Linked DNA regions of Homo sapiens: region 1 is linked to region 2. A link is a contact called in ENCODE Hi-C or POLR2A ChIA-PET data. All regions are on one chromosome and are shown on one strand. The core of a region is the stretch at or near the end of the contact, and the rest is flanking DNA. Distances in the headings are between cores, read along the strand shown.

Region 1 (4,241 bases), core at 1,359-3,858, 380 kb before region 2:
ATTTATGTCCTGCTTTTAGGCAGAAATAGGAAAAGCAGAGTGTTTCTTCTGTTCTGCTGTTTCTTAATTGCCTTCAACTCCAAATAATGCTTGTGTCAAAGTGGCATGTTTTGGGGTGGCATATTCTGGATCTCCTTCAATGTCCAACAATCCCAAGGAAATGGAAAAGTGGGGAGGAAAGAAATGATTTTGGGGGAACCCCCTTTCAGGAAGTTTTTCTCAAATTTGGATCCCAGAAGTACTCCCTGAGACCCTCTAAGATTTTCTTTTTTTTTTTTCCCATTAAAAAGAAATTTGGCAAGATATACATAAAACATAAAATTTACCATTTTTAGCCATTTTTAAGTATAAAGTTCAAGAGCATCAAGTTTATTCACATCGTTGTGCAACCATCACCACCATCTATCTCCAGACTTTCTTCATCTTGCAAAGCTAGAACTGTAGACATAAAACAGTAACTCCCCATTCCCACCTGCCCTTCCTTTCCCACAACCACTTCCCACCCCCCAACTGTCTCTATGAATTTGACTACTCTATGTACCTTATATAAGTTGAATCATACAGCATTTGTCCTTTTGCGACTAGGCATAATGTCTTCAAGCTTCATCCATGCTATAACATGTGTCAGAATTTCCCTCTCTCTCTTTTATTTTTGAGACAGGATTTGCCCAGGCTGGTCTTGAACTCCTGGATTCAAGTGATCCTCCCATCTCAGCCTCCTAAGTAGCTGGGATTACAGGGATACCTCGCCACACCTGGGTCCCTCCTTTTTTAAGGCTGAATAATATTTTATTGCATGTATATACTACATTTTGTTCATCCATTCATCCATTGATGGACATTTGGGTTGCTTCCACCCTTTGGCTATTGTGAATAATGCTGCTATAAACATGGTTGTACAAATTTTTTTTTGAGTCCCTGTTTTCAATTCTTTTGAATATATACTCAGAAGTGGAATTATTTAATCATACGATAATTCTATTTTTAATGTTCTGATGAACCATACAATTTTCCATAGTGGCCGTACCATTTTACATTCCCACCAGCAGCACACAAAGGTTATAATTTTTCCACATCCTTGCCAACACTCATATTTATTTTCTGTTCTGCTTTGTTTATAATCATCATTTTAATGAGTGTGAAGTTGTATCTCATGGTTTTGAGTTGCATTTCCCTCATGATTAGTGACCTTGAGTCTCTTTTCATGTGCTCATCGGCCATTTGTATACCTTCTTTGGAGAAATGTCTATTCAAGTCATTTGCCAACTTTTTAATTGTTTTTTTTCTTTTCTCAGAAAGGGCATCAGTACGTTACTCAAGTTTAAGAGATACTGCCAACCAAATCCTAGAGATAAATCTGTTAGCTACTTGATATTAAATTTCTTACAAATACTATTGCTATTATAGGTAAAATAATCTCCACTAATTTTTAAAATTATTAAGTGTGAATTATAATTCACATACAGAAAAATGTGCATAAGAGTACAGCTTGAATTTTCACAAATGGACACGCATTTATAACTAGCGCCAAAATCAACGGAGAGAACCTCACTAGAAGGAAGCCCCTCTTCCAGTTGCTAACTGGAAGCCCCTCTTCTAGTCGCTAACTCCTTCCAGTCACTATCCCCTGCCCACCAAGGTAACCATTATGCTAACTTTGAGCCTCTTAGTTCTTCTGTTTTTGTAGTTTATAGAAATGGACTTATGCCATGTGTACTTTTGTTGTCTTTTTATGCTGGGCATTAGGTTTCCCCAGTTGATTCACGTTATTGCCTGTAATTGCAGATGCTTTTTTGCGTTGCTGTATAGTGTTTCATTATATGAACTCTGTGTAATTTCATTAATTTATTCTATTGTTGATGGTCTTTTGGGTTATTCTCATTAAGGAATTATTACAATAAATGCAGCTACGAACATTCTGATACCTGCCTGTCCGTGCACCCTAAGTATTCGTTTCTCTTTGCTCTATATGCAGGCGTGGAACTGCGGGGCCATAGGGTATGCACCTTTTGCAGACAGTCCCAAACTGTTTTTCAAAGGAGTTGTTCCAGTTTACATTCCAGCAGCAAAGTAGAAGAATGCAGTTACTCTACATCCTGGCCAACACTTGGTATTTTCCATCTTTTTTTTCTATTCTATTTTATTTTGAAATATAAAAACAACTGAAGCAAAGTTGAGATTGCTTTTGCGGAACCTTTTCGTTTTTGGTTCGCTTCTCTGAATAATTAACCATCTCAGGCTTCTATTTTGTCCTGCAGGCTGTGTGAGTGCGTTTTCGACTTTGCTCGACATTTTTTTGCTCACTTGGCCACTTAAGATGTCATCTGGTCAAGAAAATAAGGTAGGTGTCCGAAGCGGGGCAAGCCCTTTGAGGACACTGGAAGTGTGATAACTCTGTAGGCGAAACTCATGCGGACCGTCATTGGCCGATTTCTCTTTTCTAGAGTTCACGATCTAGGAGATCCTGCTCGTCTCTGATCTCCCCACTGCCCTCCCGGGCTCCCTTGGAGGCGCCTGGAAAGCTGAGCCGCCGCCAGCCACCCGCCAGAACAGGGGCGGGGCAGGGCCGCGGGTCCGCACAGAGCATGCGCAGACGAAGCACGGCGCATGCTCCGCAGCGCGGCGGGTCCACAGATGAGGGGAGTCGAGACTCCCGCGCCCCACCACCCCCGGCGGAGCTGCTGCTGAGCCACTCAATCTGAGCCCTGGCTACTAATAAAGTTCGTTTAAAAATCATAATCATTCTTAAGAGAGCGAAAGAGGGTGCGAACTAGCCGCTCGGCCCCGCAGGGAGAGCTGGCGCGTCGGGAGGAGACAGCGGCGGCAGCGGTTGCGCCGCGACCAGGAGGAGCCGGTGGCGCCGGGCGGCGGGTCCGCGGCCGGTGGGGGACGGTGAGTAGCGGCTCGCGCTGCGGTGCAGCGGCGCTGCACTCACTCGCCCTCTCCAGGGGCTGGGGGTTCGTCCGGCTCCACTGGGGAAGACTCAGCTTCTCCCCGGGGTCCCGGGTTGTGCCTTACTCTCCGGAGTGGGCAGGGGTATCGAGGGCAGGGGCCTCCCGGCCCGGCTCCCCCATCCCCCGGTTCGGACCGCCGAGCGCCGGCTCTCCCCTCCCTGAGCACCGATCCCAAGTTCCAGCTAGAGAAGGTGGGCGGCAGCGCCAGCCCGGCGCCCCCTCCCAGCTCCCAGCGGTGGGTACCTGGAATTGCCTGGTGGGCGGGAAAGAGGGGTGGAGCGAGGGCGGCGCTGCGTCCCCAGTCTGGCCGAACGTTCGGCTTTTTGCCTGCCCCAAGTCCCGACTGGGGAAGGGGCGACCCGGGCTGGGCCAGACACCAGTAAGGGCGTGAAGTGCTCAGGTTAGGTTTGATGGCGAAGAGAGTCCTCAGCTCCACCCTGGCATTTAGACTCCTCCCTGCAGTGCGACCACTCTTTACCCGCGACCCCACCCTTCCCTAGTTTCTTGTTCATAGAGTGCTGGAATATGAATGAGCCAAATTGTGCTGTTCCATTGACACTGGTTGCTACAGAATTAACTTTACTCGGAGATCCGAGGAGCCATCGGCAGTTCCCAGGAGTAAGAACCTGAGAGCGTGTGAGAGTAAGAACTTCATTATCAGGAGCTAGTGAAGTGGCAGTAGGGTCTGAAAAGGGCTGTTAACTTCTCTAGGTTTTTATGTATCTCCTAACATCTAGGTAATTTCATTGACCCTAAGAAGTTTTTCAGTATTTTTACAAATATAACCTGTACTTCTACTTAAATAAAGGCTGTTATGAGAAAACAACCTTTTGATTAGTGAGTTAACTCACCCTTTGCTTCTCTAATTTATTAGACCGCATTAGCAAAATGTTAAAAGTTTTGGGGAAAGGGTATTTATATAAAGTATTATTGTCGAGGTTTTTAATTGTACTCAGAAGTATGCTTATTTCTAGGAACGTAATTGTTTTGATCTAGTGCTTTAAGTCTATAGTTTCTGAAAAGCAAGAGTCCGACTGCCTGTTAAAATTTAATTTGGCTTTTTTCTTTAAATTTATTTTAAGGAAATTAATTTATTATTTTAAAAAGTGTATGGTAAAATTGATTTTTTTTCGATGTACAGTTCTGCGAATTTTAGACTCATGTAACCACCACTACAGTAAGGATGTAGAACAAATCTATCGCTCCCCCGCCACAGAAAAAAAACCTAATGTGATCCCATTATATCATACTCCTTACCCCTGGCAATTACTAATCTTTTCTAGAAAT
Region 2 (3,979 bases), core at 1,013-3,512:
AATATAATAGTGAATGCAAACAATTCTGCTACCTCCTTGGCACATCAAATGCTTTATAAATGATAGCTTACCCATGGCCAGATGTTCTTCTAAGCACTTAATATGGTATCCTATTTAGACCTCCCAAGAACCCCATGAAGTAGGTACTATGATTTTCTCCATTTTCAGTTCAGAATCTGCTGAGAAAGGAAGAAAAACTTTGCCAAGGTTGTAGTGTCAAGAAGTAGTAGAGCTAGGATCTGAATTCAGGCAGTCTTTACTCCAAAGTCCAAGCTATTTACTGCTACGCTTTTGCCTCTTCTCTATGGAATACACTATTATTATTAGCATATTGACCCAATGTTACCCTTCCAAGAATGCATGGGGTAAAGGCTGTTTTTAAAAACAATCCCAAATGTTGCTTCTGCTCATTTTGACTGGTTCCTTAAATGGATGATTAAAATTACTGTGTGCTGACTATATTCATAAAACTGGGTGCTACTGGGTGTCAGTCTCTGATGAAGGCTCAGACGTGCCTTCAATGACCTTACTCATTGTAAAGGAGACATTTTTGAGAGACCTATGTCTATACATGTGTGGTCTGTAAATGAATGACTTTCAGGGACTTAATTGCTAACCCTTTTATTTCAAGAAGGTGTCCCATATGATGCCTGGTTGTTACTTTATGAACTAATGTGCATACAAATGCATATCGAGCTGTAAGAAAACTCTAGTAACCTTAAAGACTTACTGGGACAGTGGTTCAAACTCAGATTATAAACCAGTGGTCAGGATAGAAAAAAGAGATGTGGTCTTGCTTTGTTTGGAGTAACAGAAGTAGGCCAATTGCTGAGGAGTGCTCCAGTTCTATCTCAAGTCAGTTTTTTTTTCCCACGAGTACACAATTTTTTCTTTCAAGAGGAACTCATCCCTATCTAAGCATTAATGGAAAATGGTCCATAGTTCACAACACCCAACGCTAACAAAGAAATAAAAAATCATGGAGGGCAAAAGGTCAGTATATGTGAAAGGAGGAAATAGGGAAGGAAGATTTAGACAAGACGTGAAGTTGACATAGGTCAGACTGTCAACAATCAGCTGATTTATCTAATAATAGCAGTAGCAATGAGGTATCATCCTGTCACTGTACTCCAGCCTGGATGACAGAGTGAGACCCCACCTCCTAAATAAAGTAGTAGGTGCAGCAGCTAATCCTTATATAACACCAGACATTATTCTAAACTTCATTTACTATACAACTTTATGAGTTAGGCACTACTATCGCTGTTTTACTGATGAAGAGAGTCTCAGAGAGGATAAGTAACTTGCCCATGTGACACAGTAAGGAGTGAAGATTCTATGTACAGCAGCCTGACTTCACTGTTTTTTTTTTTTTTGAGACGGAGTCTTGCTCTGTCGCCCAGGCTGGAATACGGTGGCGTGATCTCGGCTCACTGCAACCTCCACCTCCCGGGTTCAAGCAGTTCTCTGCCTCAACCTCCCGAGTAGCTGGGATTATAGGTACCCGCCACCACGCCCGGCTAAATTTTGTATTTTTAGTAGAGACGGGATTTCACCATTTTGGCCAGGCTGGTCTTGAACTCCTGACCTCGTGATCCACCCGCCTCGGCCTCCCAAAGTGCTGGGATTACAGGCGTGAGACACCGCGCCCGGCCAGTCATTACTCTTAAACACATCCATTTACATGCCTGGGTATCAGTTGGTTCCTCCAATGGACGCTTAAACTCACCCACTTTAGTATATGATACACATATATCTAATTTAAGGGAACTGTATCCATTTTACTCAGTTTAATGGATACTAGTACTATGTAGAATGAATAATAAGGAGAGAGCAGGAGGGAGGTGATAAATATGGGGCAGTTGTGAACCTATAGGCCCGCCGCGGAGCCCAGCAGCAGATGCGCCTGTGGGCTCTGGGGGGCAGAAGGGAGGGACCGCAGGCTGGTACTCGGCAGCCTCGCGGCGGCCGGGAGCTCAGGCGCAGGCGCGGCCCGGCTGTCAGGCGCTGATGCGCGGGGCCACCTGCAGAGGCCTCCTCACCCTGTCCCCGGGATGTCCCCTAGACGCGGACCCCCGTGCCCTCCTTGCCCTGTGCTGTCACAGAGTGACCTGAATCCTCCCACGCCAAAAAGATGGGTGGAAGAAAGTATTTCCAACCCTCCCCCCGATCATCCCTTACCCAGGGAGAGCCGCTGGCCCCTCAGCAGGGGGCTGCGCACAGCGGTGGAGCGATCTGCGGCTTTGTTTCTCAGGCACCTGTTGTGGATCCCAAATAGAAACGTCGCCCTTGGGGATCCGGGACCGGGCAGCCAGTGTCCGGGGGTGGGCGTGCTTGGCCGCACGGTCCACCAGGGTGGGCGGGCCTGGGGAGGGGGCCTGGGGCGCGTGGCTCTGCCTGGGAGGGAGGGGCCGAGAGGCGCCGGGGCCGGAGCTGAGCCAGCCGGGGCGCTGACCGCCGCGCTCGCCCCCTCCCTTCCGCCCTCCGCCCTCCACCCTCCACCCTCCACCCTCCACTCTCCACCCTCCACCCTCCACCCTCCTCCCTCCCTCTCTCCCCGGCGCGGGCGAGTGTCTGCGGCGCGGCGGCCAGGAAATGCCGCAGATGCGCCGCGCAGCATCCCCGGTGAAGGCAGCGCGCCGGTCCTCCCGCACCGCTGCCGCGGCCTCGGCCCGGCCCGAAGCACGCGCCTCGTGCAGGGCCAGCAGAGCGGTCAGCGCGGCCGCAGAGGGTCCGGGCGCCCGCCGGCCCCCGCCCGCCCTCGCCGCACGCCCCGCTCCTCCGCTTGGCGTGGCGCTGCTCGTCGCCGCCCCTGGGCTCGCTGAGATTTGCCGCTGCTGAAACCCGAGAGGGACTCGGGCTCCCGGAGCCGGGCGGCCCACCATCGGCCTGCCCGGAGGCCTGGGCGTTTCCTTTGCCGGCCCTGGCGCCGGCAGCCCCCTGCGCCCCCGCTCTGCGTCTTCGGCTTCCGTGCTTCTCCCCAGCGTGCTGCTCCTTCCTCTTTTCCAGTTCCCAAGGCTGTGTCTTGCTGACTGCGATACTGTCCGGGGGTTACGAGGGGGAGAGGGGAATTTGTCAGTCATCGCTTAGATAAACTTCGGCATGGCGGGTTACCTCTCCCCTGCTGCTTACCTGTACGTGGAGGAGCAGGAGTATCTCCAGGCCTACGAGGATGTCCTGGAGAGGTACAAAGGTATGTGGTCCCTGCCCTGGGGCTGCGGAGCTTGGCACTGATCAGAGAGGCAACCGCTGCCTTTCCTTAATCAGAGCCACCACTCCTTGGGCACGAGTAAACAGGTGTCTGGACCAGTCTTGGGAATGGACCAGGTCTTTTTGCACGGGATTTAGTACCCCCAGCGCAGGGAGGATGGTGGGGTGGGCGACAGTCCGGAGACGCCCTTAGATGAGCGGTAGAGAGGGGGGAAGGGGGTTGTTTCCAAGAAGCACATTGCGTTTTCTCTCCCTTGTAAAAGCTCTTAAGCACTACGCGTAATCATAATTCTTCCTGGGAGGGTGGATACCGATTATTCTCTATGGGATTACTAAGGCATTGCTGCTGCTGCTTGGCTAGGGTATTGGTTAGCCCTGTAGAAAAGGTTCAGCATCACTAGATCATTTTCCTTAAAATGATCTTTCTTATTTGATAAAGTTTGTGACTATATACTTACTCTGATATATTGTAAAAATTATTTTATAGCGTGATGGATAAAAGACTTTAGTGAGTTTGTTGTAAATTTAAATGTAAAGAATGTATTTTGAGATTTTTTTCTGCCCATCCTTTATGTTCAGGAAATTCTATGCCAATCTGATATTTATGTTTTAGTATAATGTTTACTTGGACTTCATAGTTGAATATAATGATGAAATACAAATTGCAGCTGTCCATTTTTTAAGTGTTTTTGTGTCTGGAAATGTATTTTTAAGTGTGTGTATACCATCTTTTTATTGTGGCTCCCAAAACACTCCGAACTCAAGAGCA

What was found. Hi-C counts contacts between places; a loop is a spot of excess contacts on that map. ChIA-PET counts read pairs that join two places held with the same protein, here RNA polymerase II (POLR2A). Pooled maps may share reads with other maps.
Region 1: a map of naive thymus-derived CD4-positive, alpha-beta T cell shows a loop between it and region 2 (4-fold over the local background). The contact joins the promoter of RAB23 here to the promoter of DST-AS1 in region 2. A Hi-C loop is called at or near these places in 1 of 168 maps with a recorded cell type or tissue (naive thymus-derived CD4-positive, alpha-beta T cell) and 6 of 50 pooled maps. POLR2A ChIA-PET finds 5 or more read pairs at or near these places in 1 of 52 experiments (WTC11).

The regions. Positions count from the first base shown.
Region 1 is chr6:57,220,674-57,224,914 of GRCh38, reverse strand. RAB23 (RAB23, member RAS oncogene family) reads left to right here and starts at 2,608. Exons shown (of 7, transcript NM_016277.5): 1 at 2,608-3,189. It also overlaps a transcript of PRIM2 not described here. RefSeq lists a silencer at 2,905-3,254.
Region 2 is chr6:56,842,269-56,846,247 of GRCh38, reverse strand. DST-AS1 (DST antisense RNA 1) reads right to left here and starts at 2,262. Exons shown (of 4, transcript NR_125866.1): 1 at 2,182-2,262. All of the region lies in intron 4 of DST (dystonin), which reads left to right. RefSeq lists silencers at 1,840-1,979, 2,320-2,519, 2,610-2,869 and enhancers at 1,953-2,820, 2,821-3,689.